Linked DNA regions of Homo sapiens: all the other regions are linked to region 1. A link is a loop called in an ENCODE intact Hi-C map of the cell type or tissue named here. Cell type or tissue: CD4-positive, alpha-beta T cell. All regions are shown on one strand. Each heading gives the region's core, and the rest is flanking DNA. Links, peaks and the distances in the headings are about the cores only.

Region 1 (5,116 bases), core at 1,703-4,202:
ATAGAACCATAAATTCAGAGAACTTCAGTTATATTTAGAAGGAAATTTTAACATTTTGAATTCTCTTTGTTCAAATAATATGGGGCTGTCCATAATCATAATAAATACAGTAGTTAACATTTAGCCAATACTTACCCTAGACTTGTAGTTATTATTATTATTCCGCCTTCTTCTAGTGAAAAAAACTCAGGCTTCGGGAGACAGAAAGTTGTCTGGGGTCACAGCTGTCAAATAGACCAGCCTGGATTTCACCAGAGGCAGAGGTTTAGTCCTTATACTATGCGTAGTAGAATAAAGGGCTACATTTTTGGGGTGTCCAGCTCATTTCGATAATAGTTTATCAAAAAAATCCAGGGTAAATTTATAAGTCAAAACAAGAAAATTAAGGAGAAGGGAAACACTTTACCTTTTAGCATTTTGTCCTCCATGGATGAGTTGAGCAGCATGTTCCCTTGTAATTTTCTTCTTTCCTCCTGACTTCCTTTGGTGAGTGCACCTTCCAGACTGGGTTCTACCCTGTAGTGTGGCAGGGGGCTGTCCACATCAGTCAATTCCTCACTGATTTTAGTGATTGTTTGTTGACCGTTTTCAGGTGGTTTATCCCCATTACACTCAGCCTGGGTAAATGTAGCCGGAACATCTGTCATGATGTGCGGTTGAATCCGATCTGGAGAGAGAGCTTTAGGGAAACTGAGTGAGTAGATCCTTGATAAGATACCTGCTCTTGCCTTCAAGTCCTATAGTTCCAACTCCTACTCTAAGAGCACAAATTATTCACTTTAGTACATAATAACAAGGTTCTTTTCCTAAAAGTATCCAGACAGAGATTAGAGCAAAAGCAAGAGGATTTGTCAGATCTGCCAGGAGCCATGAGCAAGAATCCAGCCAATCACCACCTTCTTTGTTGCTTGCCAGTTCCCTGGCAGAGTTAAAGGCATCCTTTTGATTTACATAAACAAACAATCTGAAGCAATCAGGCTTTTGTGTTGGCATGTAGAGAGGGACTTTCAGCTTGTCAGTCCCCCTCTGGGAACAGAGATTTTTGTCCCTTTTCATAATGGCCCATTGTAATTTTCCCTGTAACAGGAGCCACAATTGTCCCACAGCTTTAATCCAGAGAGAATGACCACCTTGAGGCATATTAGTTCTGTGTAACCAGCTTAACATTTCCAAACAGATTTTGTTCAAGTAAAACCTCAGCTATTTTGTAAAGGACAATGGCATTGTTTCTTATTTATTAAAAAATAAAACAGCTTATGGAAAAAACCTATAAACAGGACAACTTTACTGTAAATGGTTCTGGCTGCAGATTTGATGGTGTGCTTCCAGCAGGCTGGAGAAGGGACCTATGAAATAAACAAATTCTACCAACTTGCTAATACCAAAAGTTTTATAATTTCAGAGTAATTTACTTAGTCTATAGCTTCTTATCCTCTAGTTTATGTCTGCTGAAGCCCAGCCGATCCTTTAAAACCCTAATAAAATTATCGCCATGAAGGTTTCTCCTCCCCCAATCAGAATTACAATCCTTTCTATTCCATACTGATATTACACAATGCTGGTAAAATGTAGAGGACCAATGCAATCTGCCCTTGGGAGAAACAGGTGATTATGTTAAATGACTGCTACTGACCACCCCTTCCTTTTTAAATCTTTTTCTTTTTTGGATTTCTCATAGTACAAAATGGTTCCAGAGCCTTTGCCCACACAGCTCCTTCTATGTGAAATGCCCTTCTCTTCCTCAAGCCCAAGCCCTGGGCTGACCAGCTTCCCTAAGTTCTGTTTTTAAGCTTAAATATCATCTCCTTAACTACACTATCTCTAACCGCCAGGATTAGGACAGGACTCTGTTACACATTGTCTTTGCCCTTCAGAGTATTCTTCATGGTTGTAACTAAATAAGCAACTGCACAATTATCTCTGTAATGTCTGTTTCACCAACTGCAAACTAAGTTTCATCTGGCGAGGGGCCAGTTTAACTTGCTTACATGTGTCCCCAGCACTTAGCATCTGGCTTGGAATAGTAGCACGCAATAAAAATAATTATATATATACACATATATACACAAATAATTATATATATACACATACATAACAAGAATTATATTATATATATAATATATACAATAAATTTTATCCCCAAGAGAATAAATTTCAGATCATTTTTAAAGAGAAGAAGAATAGGTGTTGAAGAGTTGTAGTAAGCATATCACCTTTAAAAGTGTGTCTAGGGCTGAGCCCATTCAGGTCTATATCAGGGACAACACCTCACTCTTGTATAATCCCCTCTCCCTTGTCCTTGGAAGACATCTCTAATAGATCCTAGATCTCCCTCCCGCGTCATCACCAGCTGTTCTCTAGTCAGCACTCTAATTCTATGTTTGTTTGATTGTTTAACTGTTTTAACAAACGCTCATATCACACTTATTATGTGCAAGCTACTGTCCTAATTGACTCATAAATAGTAATACACTTACTCTTCATAACAGTCTTCTGAGGTAGGTGCTGTTGTTATCTCCATTTTATAGACTAGAAAAATGAAGTGCAGAGAGATTAAGGAGTTCAGCTAGTAAGGTCACAGAGCCAGCAAGCCTACTGATGAGAGTTTGCAGCACAGATGAAGCTAAGCGCCATCCCTGGCCTGTGTGCAGATGTTTCCTTGGACCAGAGATCCCACAGGGGTTCGGCATTAGCACCTTGGCAGTAGAGACAGTTGTGGCCAGGAGAGGGCAGCAGAGAGCCTAAGGCAGTCTCAAGACCTGCCCCAGAGACACCCTGCAGCTGCTGAGGATGATGTTCTGGGAGCGTCCTCCCAAGAAATTCAACTACAAGCTTACTGTTGAGAAGATATTGAGTGGAATCATATGGGAGAATGCAGAAACTAAGACCAAGCTTAGGAACAAATGGGGACATACTAGATTGTGAGATCCTTAGGGCAGGAAGTGGCACTAATTCAACCAAATGCCCTGCGATAAACACAGGAGTACAGAAATACATTAGCTCCAAAGGTCATGCCTCCAATCACTCCGTTCCCTCGGGGCTGCCAAGTACCTCAATCCAGGGACATAGCAAAGTTGAGACAGTTCAGATTCATTGTCTCTCCTACTCCTAGATTTCTATTACCCCATGGCAACGGGCACCTCATACCCATAGCCTAGCTTTTATGGGAATTCGTGTCTTTATTTTTGGATTGCCTTCTTTCTAAAACCATGCTGTGACATTTTTTATGGCCTTAAAATTATTTCAGTTTTGGAAAGATAGAGAAATGATCCAGAGTTCTGTCATCCTTGGCTAACCATGTGTTTACATTTATTTAAAAACATGCTTTTATGCTGCCCTAGGGAATAATGGAGGTCGGGTAAATGGTTTGTAACGTGTATTATTTTTTCCTACAAGTAGACGGCAACATGAGACACATTTAGCAACAAGATGAGTCTATCCAACTACTAGATAAAACATAGGCTATTTTGTTCATAAAGAGGTAAGTTGTCTCCCATTATTTGTAACAACCTATGACTTAGAAAGTATGTTAGAATTTGCACTATCATCCTTACTTCAAATACAATTGCAGAATGTTCACTGTATGAAACATGACTGTTTTATTTTATGTAGTTTACTGGATCTTGTGGCTTTTTCCTTAGAAGAATTTCGCTCTTGTCACCTAGGCTGGAGTACAGTGGCACAATCTCGGCTCACTGCAACCTCTGCCTCCCAGGTTCAAGAGATTCTCCTGCCTCAGCCTCCTGAGTAGCTGGGATTACAGGCATGCGCCTTGATGCCTGGCTAATTTTTGTATTTTTAGTAGCGGGGAGGATTTCTCCATGTTGGTCAGGCTGGTCTCGAACTCCTGGCCTCAGGTGATCCACCCGCCTTGGCCTCCCAAAGTGCTGGGATTACAGGCATAAAGCACTACACCTGGCCCCTAGTTATTATTCTTAATGCTAAAGGACATTGTACAAATGTAACCATTATTAAATCTAAAGCCAAAAAAAAGGTAATGAAAAGATTTTCATATAAGAATATAAAGAATCAAAATAAAATTATGTAAATATTCACTTTCCATTTGTCCAATACCAAATGCTTAATGTTAAGGCTATCTTAGGTCCAGAATCAGGATTTGGGGAAAAGTCATAAAATCTTGATCTTTAATCTTAATCATATGTGAAAAGCCAAGCCACAAGCTAATGTTATGGCTAAGAGATGGTCACAGAGCACTGAATAAAAACAAGAAATACATTTAAAAGAAAAATGTTGATCCTGGCAGCTTGAAGCCAATCTTAAACAAACATTGACTTACATAGTTGGGACAGGGGTATTGTTTCAATTAGGGTTGGAAGGGAAAGGCAGAACCACTAAGAGATGGAGCAATCCATCTATCAATCGATCAATTGATTGATCAATCAGAAGGGATTTGACTTTACACAATGGTGGGTGCCAGTGAAGCTGCCTCTATATGTCTGCTGTTGCATTTGATGCTGGAGCCTGAAGTCTGCAGGGCAGGAAGTTGGGAAGGGATGATGGATAGAAACTTAAAGGGGGAGAGCAAGAACAAACTGGGTTCCCAGGTATAAGCTGGACACACGGGGGCAAACTGAAACCCGCGTCGGCTCTCAGTGCCTCTGACCTTAGCGGTTGGAATGCCCTCCCAAAGAAGCCCGGCCCAGGATCATAGAAGCTGGAGGAAGATCCAGGGAGGTGGAACAGTTGCAGGCCCAGCTGCTGCCCATGCACCAGGTGAGGCAGCAGACGGGCAGCAGTGTGTGCCAGCTACAAAATAGCTGCTTCACTTCCGCCCCACCAAGCTCACAGAACAATGTTTACTTTGGCTCACGTTTCTTTTTCAGGAATCATTCAGGAAAGAAAATTCAGGGAAATTTAGTTTAGCCTAGTCAGACTGACATACAACAGTCACAATCCTACCAATAACCCATAGAATTTTCTATAAGGAATAGAGCAATGACCCAGGGAATGTGCAACCCTAAACAAGCCTGAAGAGACAGGATCATCCCAATTGGTTCACTTCAGGGATTAAAATTCCAAATTGAAGGGCCGTCCCAGCTAAAGTGAACTGTTACAGAAATACAGACTATCATAACACAACAAAATCAATCAACAG
Region 2 (5,116 bases), core at 1,153-3,652, 130 kb after region 1:
CCCACCCTTCCCTACCACACACACAGTTCCATTTCGAAATCCAAATCTTCTGTCAAAATTCAAGGTAAACAAGTGACAGAGTTCCTTCCTCTTCCCTTACTTAGCATCCTGCGTCACACTCAGGGCTTGGCTTTTACTTAATCTTAACTCCTGCCCAATGGGCGTGGACAGGCAGCCCCACAGAATCGGCAAGGGCTTCAGGGCTGTAGAAAGTAACTTCTTAGAAAGCAAGAAACCTGTTTGGGGACTGGAATTTTGTGTAATACTTGGAACAACAAAACACCAGCATGAAATCTAGGTGATTTTCCCCAGGGCTTCAAATAAAATCCAGACTCCTTACCCTATCCTTCAAGGTCCTGCATGTTCTAGCAGATCCTACAACTTCATATCACCCTGGTCACGCTGGCCTTCCTTCTGTTCCTCCAGCAGGAAGCAGTTCCTCCTGAGGGCTTTTGCACTCACTGCTTCTTCTGCCCAAAACACTGTTCCCCTTGGCCTGTTTCATTTGTCTTCTCTCTCTCTCTCTCCAAATCCCAGTTCAAATATTACCGACTAGGGAGGTCCCAACTCAACCCATTGAATAAAGGTGATAAGTCACATCCAGATGTGGATGGACGAGCTCTAGGGAGAACTTTCACCTTAGTGTTCCCCAAATAGACACTCCTCCACTCTGCTTACCTTCTGGAGCTGCCTGGATTCGCTCTGCCCCCTATAGGGGACTTGTCTTTGAGAATGGTAAGTGGATCGGCAGAGAAAGGCCAATAGGAAGCAACAGTTGGAATGATCCTCACCTTCTCCACTTTTGTTTTCAGAGTCTAGAAAGTTATGTGTGTGTGTGTGTGTGTGTGTGTGTGTGTGTGTGTGTGTGTGTGTAGCAGAAGGAACTACAGAAGATCAGTAAGGTAACTTCTTAGAAAACCAGAATCCTCTATTTTATTTCTTTTCCTGACTGTTTACAATTTGTAAAAAAAGATATGAAACCTCAATTGTTTTGAGATTCAAATGTAACACAGGGAATAGTATACCAGTCATTTTTGGGTGCCCATAACCTAGCACAGAGCCTGACTTATAATAGGCAGCCATAAACATTTCTCAAATTTTATTTAATTGACATAAGTCAAATATATACAGTTCAGGGTAGTAAGCACAGGAGAGAAACCAATAACAATATAGCCCTCTAATAAATCCATACTATTTGTTAGACTCCTCAGTAAAGAATAGAATCGAGTATATATTGGTTTGCTATATATATCAAATACATATATATATTTCTCTTTCTTTCTCTCTCTCTCTCTCTCCATCTGTATATCTCCAGTCATCCCTTGATATCTGTGGGGGATTGGTTCCAAGATCCCTGCAGATACCAAAATCCACACATGCTCAAGTCCCTTATATAAAATAATGTAGTACTTGTATATAATCTATGCGTATCCTCCCATATACTTCAGATCCTCTCTAGATTACTCATAATACCTAATACAATGTAAATGCTATGCAAATAGTTGTATTGTTTAGGAAGTAATAACAAGAAAATAAAGTCTGTACATGTTCAATACAGCTACAACCATCCATTTTTATTTTCTAATATTTTCAATCCATTGTTGATTGAATTCACAGATGTGGAACCCATGGATACAGAGGACTGACTGCATATATATATATATATATATATATATATATATATCTCATATATTTATTTATTTCTGTATATGTATGTGTATATATGTATATGTATATACATATGTGTATATGTAAGTGTGTATATGTATTATTGAAGTCCTAAGAAGACACTAGCTGAATTTACAGACTGGAAGGGATCTTAGAGTCATCTCATCTACTCCCTTAGTTTGCAGGTAAACAAATGAAGGCTCAGAAAAGATGGCAGTCTTGCTCAAAGGAATAGAGTAATTTAATGGCAGAACTATGACTAGACTGCTTGGCCTCCTTGAATTCAATTCTGCAAGCACTTACTGAGTATATATTTATAATAACAGGCAATATGCAAAATGTTTCCAATTTCATACAAACCGTAAGAAGAGTATGATATTTATCATTCTTTTCAGATGAGGATTCTGAAGCCAACATACTTGCCTAAGGTTAACAGCTAAGACCCAGAACAGCCAGAATTAGAAACCATATCATCATTTTCCAAACATGAGAAGGTTAGCCACTCTGCAATACTGTCTCCTGTTAATTGTGCTAACCCTGTGAGAATGTAAAAATGAGCCAGATCCATGCCCTCATGGGGAAAAAAATCAAGTAGGAAAGATAGAGACTGACAAAAAAGGTTTTGTGTGATTACAATTAAAACAATAATTCTAACAATACTATGGATTTACCAAAGAGGATCAAAGTATTTCTTCTATTAGAGCTCAGCTCATACGCCTAAGAAGTTTACAATCTTGAGAAAGTGATGACAAGTATATAGCTAACCTTAATAAAAGGAAGATTGTCAATTATTGGTTCTATCTTTTATGGACTGAATTGTGTCCCCCTAAAAAGATACGTTGACATCCTTACCTTTGGTACCTGTAAGAGTAACCTCATTTAGAAATGGGGTCTTTTTAAGGTGAAGTCATTACGGTGGGCCCTAATCCAATATGACTGGTGTCCTATAAGAAGATTAAAATGCCATGTGAAGATGGACACACAGGAAGAACCCCATGTGATGATAGAGGCAGATTTGGGATTGTAAACTTTGTAGCTGCTAGTCAAAAAGCACCAAGAATTGACAGCCACCACAAGAAGCAGAGAAGAGGGAATCAAGGCTTCTGTGCAGAGTCTCAGAGGGAGCATGCCCTGGTGACACCTCCATTTCTAACTTCTAACCTTTGGAACTGTAAGAAAATAAATTTTGGGGTTTCACCGTGTTAGCCAGACACTGAGTTTCCAGAGGTAGCCAGCTAGGACTGCTCCCTACTCATCAACGGAAATGTACAGAAGCTACGGGACAAACACCTGACCTCCTGCTTCTGCTAATGTCAGCCAGAGAATGGTCCACTTCTCTTGCTTGGTAAGAATACTATCTTCTGCTTAGGAGAACTGACTTGCAGTGTCAAGCAAACCTATCAGTTCTCATACACATGCTCATTTACACCTCTGATTGTAAAAAGGGGGATTGTTGAGACAAAACCAGTAAAAAGAAGAAAGCGCCAAGGACTAAGCAGAAGACAGTAGCAATTATCCAGGCTCCAGATACCTTGTTTCTTTCCCTGGCTCCACCACCTGTCAGCCATAGAGCTTTGAGAAAATCAGTGCCAGTTTGGGGTACATTTCCCCTTATAACCAATACAGGAAGAAATGCCACATCATTATGAGAATCAAAATAAATGACATAGGCAATAGAAAAGGTCTTTGAGAATGCAAAGTCTTATGAAAATTTAGGAGTTTAAATGTCCCCTGAAAGATGCTAGAATTTGACACACAATTTACACTTCCCTGGTACTATATTGCTGAAGACCATTATGGTTCAATTCTACACTTTCCTGGTACCATATTACTAAAGACAATTATGGTTCAATTCTACTATACACACCATGATGATAGTGACATAGTGTTCCAAATCTAGATAATGCTGTCACTTTGGCTATAGAATAAACTTCAAACTCTTTAACATAAGTTTGCAACACCTCCCCTGACCTGTATTCAGCATTCTTTCATAGCTGAACATCACTGTGTGCGTGCTCTTACATGTGTCCTGCTTACGAAAGAAGTAAAGCCTACTGGTGATGCTTGGGCTCTTAGCCCCTTGCACAAGTTATTTAACTGTGCTTCTGTGTGCTCATCTGTAAAATGGGACCAATAACACTGCATATCACAAAGTAAAACACAACAGTGCCTGGTACATAGTAATTGCTCAGCAAATGCATCCTACAGTTATCACTGTTATTGCTTATGGTTTACACTCCAACTACTCTGGACTGCTGTGTTCCCTGAACAAACATGGTCCTTTCCAGGTTCTGACCTCTAGCTACAGAAATTCTCCCCACTCTCCTAGCCCAACTTAAATGCCACATCTTCCCTGAAGTCTCGTCTGATATTCCCAAGCAAACATGAGCATCCCCTCTTCAAATAATCCAAAGCACAACTTGGGGATCTCTCTTATGATAAATCACATTTTGCCTTGTTAAAATTATGTATACCTGTTTTTTCTTCTTGGGAGCTCCACCTCCAAGACAGAATTCTTTTCTCATTTATTTTCTGTCCCTCTAGCACCTAGAAGAGTGGCTTTTTCATGAGAGCTCATCAGTAAACATTTGATGAATACATTCATAATCTGCCCAAAGCTCTGACAGTTGACTTATTTTTACAGTGATTCTTTACTTTGGGCAATGTAGGTGTTTGTTGGATAATATTTACTGTGTCTTTAATATTTAAATGTAATTTATGCATTCTAGGCTGTTTGGCTTAATTGCAAGACTATAGAATAATTTTGCTTGAAAAACAAAACCCAAAACAATAACTTTGTTTTGAAAGCAAAACCCAAACACAGCAATAATGTACACTTTATTTCTTTGATGATAAGGTACCATCAATTAAAATATGTACTGTTGATTTACTAACTGCCTTTCAAGAAAAATTTCCATATTAAACACATCCATAGATGGTAAGACGTATCTTGATTTCAGAAATGTAAAGTTGGAGAAGATGAGCATTCAGAATGAAGAGTGTGCTTTGCACAGCCCACTCCATGCTCCAAGATATGCACACATTGAAGTAGAGAAAGAACAAGATTCACCAGGACAATCCTGTAGGGTACACAGCTCCCATCTCATTTGTCTCAGACTTCTCTTTTTCTTTTCAGTTAGACTTCTCATTTTGTTACTTCTGCCTCTGGAATGTCTGATATCTCTCTCTTCTTTTCCATGACCACCAGCAGCTTCCTAGTTGAGGCCCAAAGTTCAGTCCTCAACACAACACAATAGATGGCAACTGGTCTCCCGTATATGGTCTTCCCAACCAAACTATTCCTATCTAATAGTGTCAAGTTCCCATAACTGTTGATTTAGATTTAAACTTCTTAGCCTTGCATTCAAAATCGTCTACAATCTAATTTGTACCTAATTTTTCAGTCTTAGCTTTTAGTCTAAATATATTGGCTTCCTGCTGCAAGATA
Region 3 (5,116 bases), core at 1,153-3,652, 160 kb after region 1:
TGCTTTTAAAAAATGCATGGCTTTTTGATGAATTGAAAGGGACTCAAGCTGTTGTCTTTTAAAGATGCAAGCTAAGGATTCTAGTCTGTTGAGGTGTTACCCACACAACAGGTGGGTTAAACTGCTAGGCAGGAGACAGTCCAATGAGCACAACCATGGAGTATTTAAGAGGGAGATTTTATTATTTGCAACAAGGAAGGAGGACATCTGGGATAGTTTCCCAAAGCAGTGCCTCCAGGAACAACAGTAAAAGCAGGACTTGTACTAGGCTGGTTAGCTGAGTCATTGTATGTGGAAGTGGCATAAAGGCAGTGCAGTCGCCTGCTGATCATGCTTCTACATACATTGCATGTACAGAAAATGGCAAATAAACTTCTCCCTGAGCAAGGTTTCTTACTATGGTTAATGAGGAGAGTTGGCCAAAGTTCCTCTCCAACTCAGGCATCTCTGGATCCAGCCAGTTTTAGTTTTTCCAGGGCTGAGCTTCTTCCCAGAGATTTTTGAAATAAGAACTCAAGATACAACAGACACAAGTGGGGATTTCCTCACAGTGCATACCCAAAAACCTGGAACCCTGGGTTACACAGGGAATCACTAACCCACCCTAGTTTGGACTGAACATAGAGGCTGTTGTGGTTCTCACTCAGAAATTTACATATATTTTTAAAGTTGTAGAGAACTATAATGCCACTTAAAACCCAACATTCCTCCCTAAAAAATACTTCTCTGATGAACCAGAATATGATGGAGGTATAATATTGATCCAACATTCAAATGTATTGGTTAACACACATACCCCATGAAATTCAAGCTCCACATCTTAGCAGTTAAGTAGCACCTTCCTTTGGCCCCAAAGTACCTTTCCAGCCTCAGCCTCATCTTCATCCTCCTTATCACTCTGGCCACAGCATAGGTTTTCATAACAGTATGTGATGCTTACCTGGTACCCTCTGTCTTGAAGCCTGCCCCCACCCAGCTTCAATAGACAGACAGACAGACAGACACAGACACACACACACACACGCACACCCACCTTTTCTACTTAAAAAACTTCATTCTTCAAGAGCACATGATATCTTCTTAGCCAATTTCTTCCCAAAATATATCATGTATAGAGATCATATCTTATTCCTTCTTATCTTCAGCAATTAGTATAAATCTTTGTTGAACGTGGATTTCCTAAAACACATCAATATAGCATTTACTGAGGCTGGCAAGGTGATCAATTACTTGGGTTTACTCTTCAGCTGGTTGCACAAATTGGATTTTAAAAAATCTTTTTATTAAGCAGAGCTGTTAATGAAGAGAATAAAATCAATTAAATAAATTATTAAGTTGAAAACAGATCTATTATTTTTATTAGAGAGGTGCTACATTAATAATACCATTATTACTCAGCTTCTCACACCTTAGATGGCAAAAAACTTCAGAGCCTGGGCCATGTTCTATCTACTCCAAATATAATAGCACTGAAGGGAAAACTATATACCTGTGGAACTTCTACAGGAGGATGAGAAACAGCTAAACATCAACAGCAATGACAATGCCAGCTGAAACTGCTTATTTCTGATTTCAACTTACATAGGAAGAGAACAGAATAAAGGGATAGGGAAGGATCAAAAAGAGAAAAGAAGGAGAGGAAACCAAGGCAATGGCTGCTGGAAAACATTATCCTTAGAATTAGGTTCTGCCATTTTTCTCTTTATGAAAGTGAGAAATAGAGACATTTCTCTTGATTGCACAGAACAGAATGACCAGCAATTGGAGATAAATACTACTTAGTAAAAAGTTGTCCCATCTTCAAAGGCTCTTGCAAAAATTAGGGGCTGCTGATCTCTTTCAGTATTTTAGGAAGAGTCCTGTCATTATCTAGATTTGAAACATTGATGTCTGTTTTTCAGTTTTACTCAAAATAAACAGGGAAATCAATAATTTAACCTGTGAATAGCATGTATGTTTAAAACCACATACTTTTAGTGGGCATAGTAAAGTGCTCCTGTAAATATTCTTAGTTCACTTGATCCTCACAGCAACCCTTCAAGATGAGTATGGCATCTTTTTACAGATAAAGAGACCGAGTCTCAGAGAGATTCAGTATCTTGCAGAATTAATATATAAACCCCAACAGTCTAACTGCACTCTTGTTATTCTTTCATCAAATTACAACACTATGTGAACACTTTAAGAATTATTATAGATGCAACTTTTATTCTTTACAGAACAAAATGCTGGCACTTTATATTATGCACCCAAATTTACTGAACAGGAGGTCTGTATATGATATAAAACGATTTTTTTTCCTTGACACCTGGAAATTACCTGAGAATCCCGATGTCATTTAAGGAATGCATTCCCAAGTTAATTAAACCTCATCAACACACAAGCAAATATTTATTTTCAGTTCTAAAAGCTTTCAGCCTTAATTCTTTAGCAGGCAATGCAAATTCATGTTTCCCGCCAAATCCAGCAGAGGGCAGGATACTCCCACCAACAGTCAGCAGCTGGCTAGTGCCTCTAGCCAAGCCAGTGCAGTTGCCTGGTGCAGTGTTCCTGCACTGGAGCAATCATCATCTTCTCACCTGGATCCGAAATACAGTGCAGGCTTGTGCTGAAAATAGGGAATGTGGGATGTACCCTTGGAAATGTCCAGAAAAGTTTTGCCTTAGAGGCTGCTCACATTTTGTTTGAGCTAAAGATACCTGGAAACTAGCCAGTTCCCATTACCTTCCTGGAATATCTTGCTGAGGATGCTACACTATGGAATTAATTTAAGATATACCATGATAGTTTCTGTTTCTGGCTTTAGGCCATCTTAGGTCATAGCCGAGCTACTCCACTATTGGGCTCCATGCCTCACTCCCACACCTTCTATCTCCCTGTGTCCCTAACAACTCTTAAGAGCTACCCATTGCATGGCTTCCTCTGTCTGTCATCCCTGCATAACCCTCACTAATCAAGAACAATGACCTCCTGCCCACTAATTCAACTTCTCCCCAAGCCTGACTTACGGGCCACCTCCTCCAGGAAGTTGCTGGAGGTCCTTGAACCAGTGGTCATCATCAAGAAACATTTGCCAATGTCAAAGTCAAATGAAATATAAAGAAGAATCTTTAAACTCACTGTTCCATTTGGGAATCACAGAATTGCAATATGAGTTATACACACACACAGAGGTGGTCTTCAGTATGTCTGAAGAACAAAGAGAAGGTTGGAAGTTTTACTGGAAAGAGAAATGTTATGTTATCTTGAAAGAAAACTCATTGGCACTAGCAAAGTTTTGGGGGACTGGCAAGCTCTGATTGGTGAGTGATGGTGGTAGGTAAAATTAATCTTAAGAGTGTCAGCAGGTTGTTTCAGCAACTGGGCATGTGGACAATTCTTGGGGTAGGTGTTATGTGCCCCCAGTCATTTTCTCCCTTACCCCTTGAATCTTATTTAGTTCAGTATGACAATAATAAATCAATGTGTGTAATTAACTTTCACAGTAAGCGAACTATTGGGTGAAGGTTTTGTACTAGAACTTGGGTCTAAAAAGATATATCCCATTCCTTCCAGTCCAGATAGTAGCATGGTAAATGTAACATGGAAAACAGCAAGGATAAATGCCACAGTTCACAGGAGAGAACAGTGCTTCTGAAGGTGGCAGAATAATTGTAGCAAACTTCTAGATTTTTCAAACTATGGACTAGAAGTTTGTGATTAGGACCTCAAAGGCTCCCAGGGTGAGGTGGCATTAGGGGAAGGGATGGGTAGTTGGACAGGCTTTGTACCACCCCCAAAACCACTTCCCTACCCTCACTTCCCCCCACCTCCAACCAGATGAAAACAATGCCATTTTAACCTGTATTATTTATGTACACCTCTGGATACTACATAAAGACTTCCTTTAAAGAAAGCGGATCTGCAAGTAAGCAAACAATCCACCCACAATAATCATAACAACAACAAAACAAATTTAAAAAAAAAACAGCTTAAAAATCACTGGTCTAAAATTCAAAGGCCTTTCTTCACTGTTGAGGAAGCCATTCCTGGAGAGGAGGAAAGACCAAACTAAGCTGTAGGCTGATCAGTGAGGGAACTGGAATTTGAATTCCATCTAGCCTCTAAAGCCTAACACTTTTGACTAAACGATGAGGCTTATATTGAGCCTGAAAGATAAGGAGTCATTAAATAAAGGGATGAACCCCTTAGTCATTCTTAGGTAAAAAGAGTCACCCAACCAGCAAAGCCTCCCAGAGCAGAGGTGAGGGGAAAAGTTGCTTGCATGAACTTAACCAGCCACAGATTAAGGTTATGTTTTAAACCACGTTTATTGGCAAGGCATTGAGCGCTTGGACAGAGTGACAAACCAGATAGATGTGACAACTCTCTGTGTTCATGGAGCTTACATTCTAGTAAAAGATATGGACATGTCATTATCATTTGAGAAAAGTTACACTGGAGAAGTACAATGTTCTACAAGGGAGTTATTAAATTCTATGCTCAGCACCACCTCCCAGATTATTCTTTCAGCCATGTCTAATTAATTATTCAAACAACTAGTTGTCCCAATTGCATAAAGTCCAGCCTGGCTCTCTTTAGGCCTTTCTCCACCCTCAATGCAGAATGTCATCCAGGATCTCAAGTTGCATTTATTTGTCATGTCTACTCAGTCTTCTGCAATCTGGGACAGTTTCTTAGTCTTTTCTTTTTCATGACCTTGACACTTTTGAAGAGTATGGTCAGCTGTTTAATAGAATATTCTTCAATCTGTTTGTCTAATATTTCCTTATGATTAAATAAAACTCATGTATTTTTGGCAAGAATACCCCAGAAATGATACCATACTCTTCTCAGTGCATCATATAGAGAGTCCATGTTGTCAAAGTGTCACATTTTGATGATGTTAACTTTGATCGCTTAGTTAAGTTAGTCTGCCAAGTTTCTCCACAATAAAGATAATATTTCCCCTTGTAATTAGCTAGTGAAGATAGTCTGAAACTGTGTAAATATCTTGTTTCTAATTATATTTTTGCACACTAGTTTTAACACCAATTGAATTGTCCTTAAAACAATTATTACTGTGCCATTAACCAAATGGCAACTTTATATTTCCACCACTTCTTCTATATTTACT

The links. Peaks named below come from ENCODE experiments on the same cell type or tissue, not always from the same donor. Only the 100,000 strongest peaks of a DNase experiment are listed, where the experiment ranks them.
Region 2: it touches region 1 in a loop (6-fold over the local background); 14 of 110 quality-filtered maps call a loop at or near these places.
Region 3: a loop joins it to region 1, with 3 times the contacts of the local background. A loop is called at or near these places in 37 of 110 quality-filtered maps.

What each region holds. Positions count from the first base shown.
Region 1 is chr2:157,324,996-157,330,111 of GRCh38, forward strand. It overlaps ERMN (ermin), which reads right to left and starts at 829. Exons shown (of 3, transcript NM_020711.3): 1 at 407-829. The coding sequence starts at 647. RefSeq lists an enhancer at 713-1,262. In CD4-positive, alpha-beta T cell, for the core only: a CTCF peak has its summit at 2,738 (motif pointing right); a DNase peak (open chromatin) is centred at 2,736.
Region 2 is chr2:157,453,288-157,458,403 of GRCh38, forward strand. No RefSeq gene overlaps it. Among named protein-coding and RNA genes, the nearest start is that of CYTIP, 12 kb to the left of the region's middle. RefSeq lists a silencer at 608-657. In CD4-positive, alpha-beta T cell, for the core only: no CTCF peak of the experiment used is centred there; no DNase peak of the experiment used is centred there.
Region 3 is chr2:157,489,915-157,495,030 of GRCh38, forward strand. No RefSeq gene overlaps it. Among named protein-coding and RNA genes, the nearest start is that of CYTIP, 48 kb to the left of the region's middle. In CD4-positive, alpha-beta T cell, for the core only: CTCF peaks have their summits at 2,475 (motif pointing right) and 2,675; a DNase peak (open chromatin) is centred at 2,487.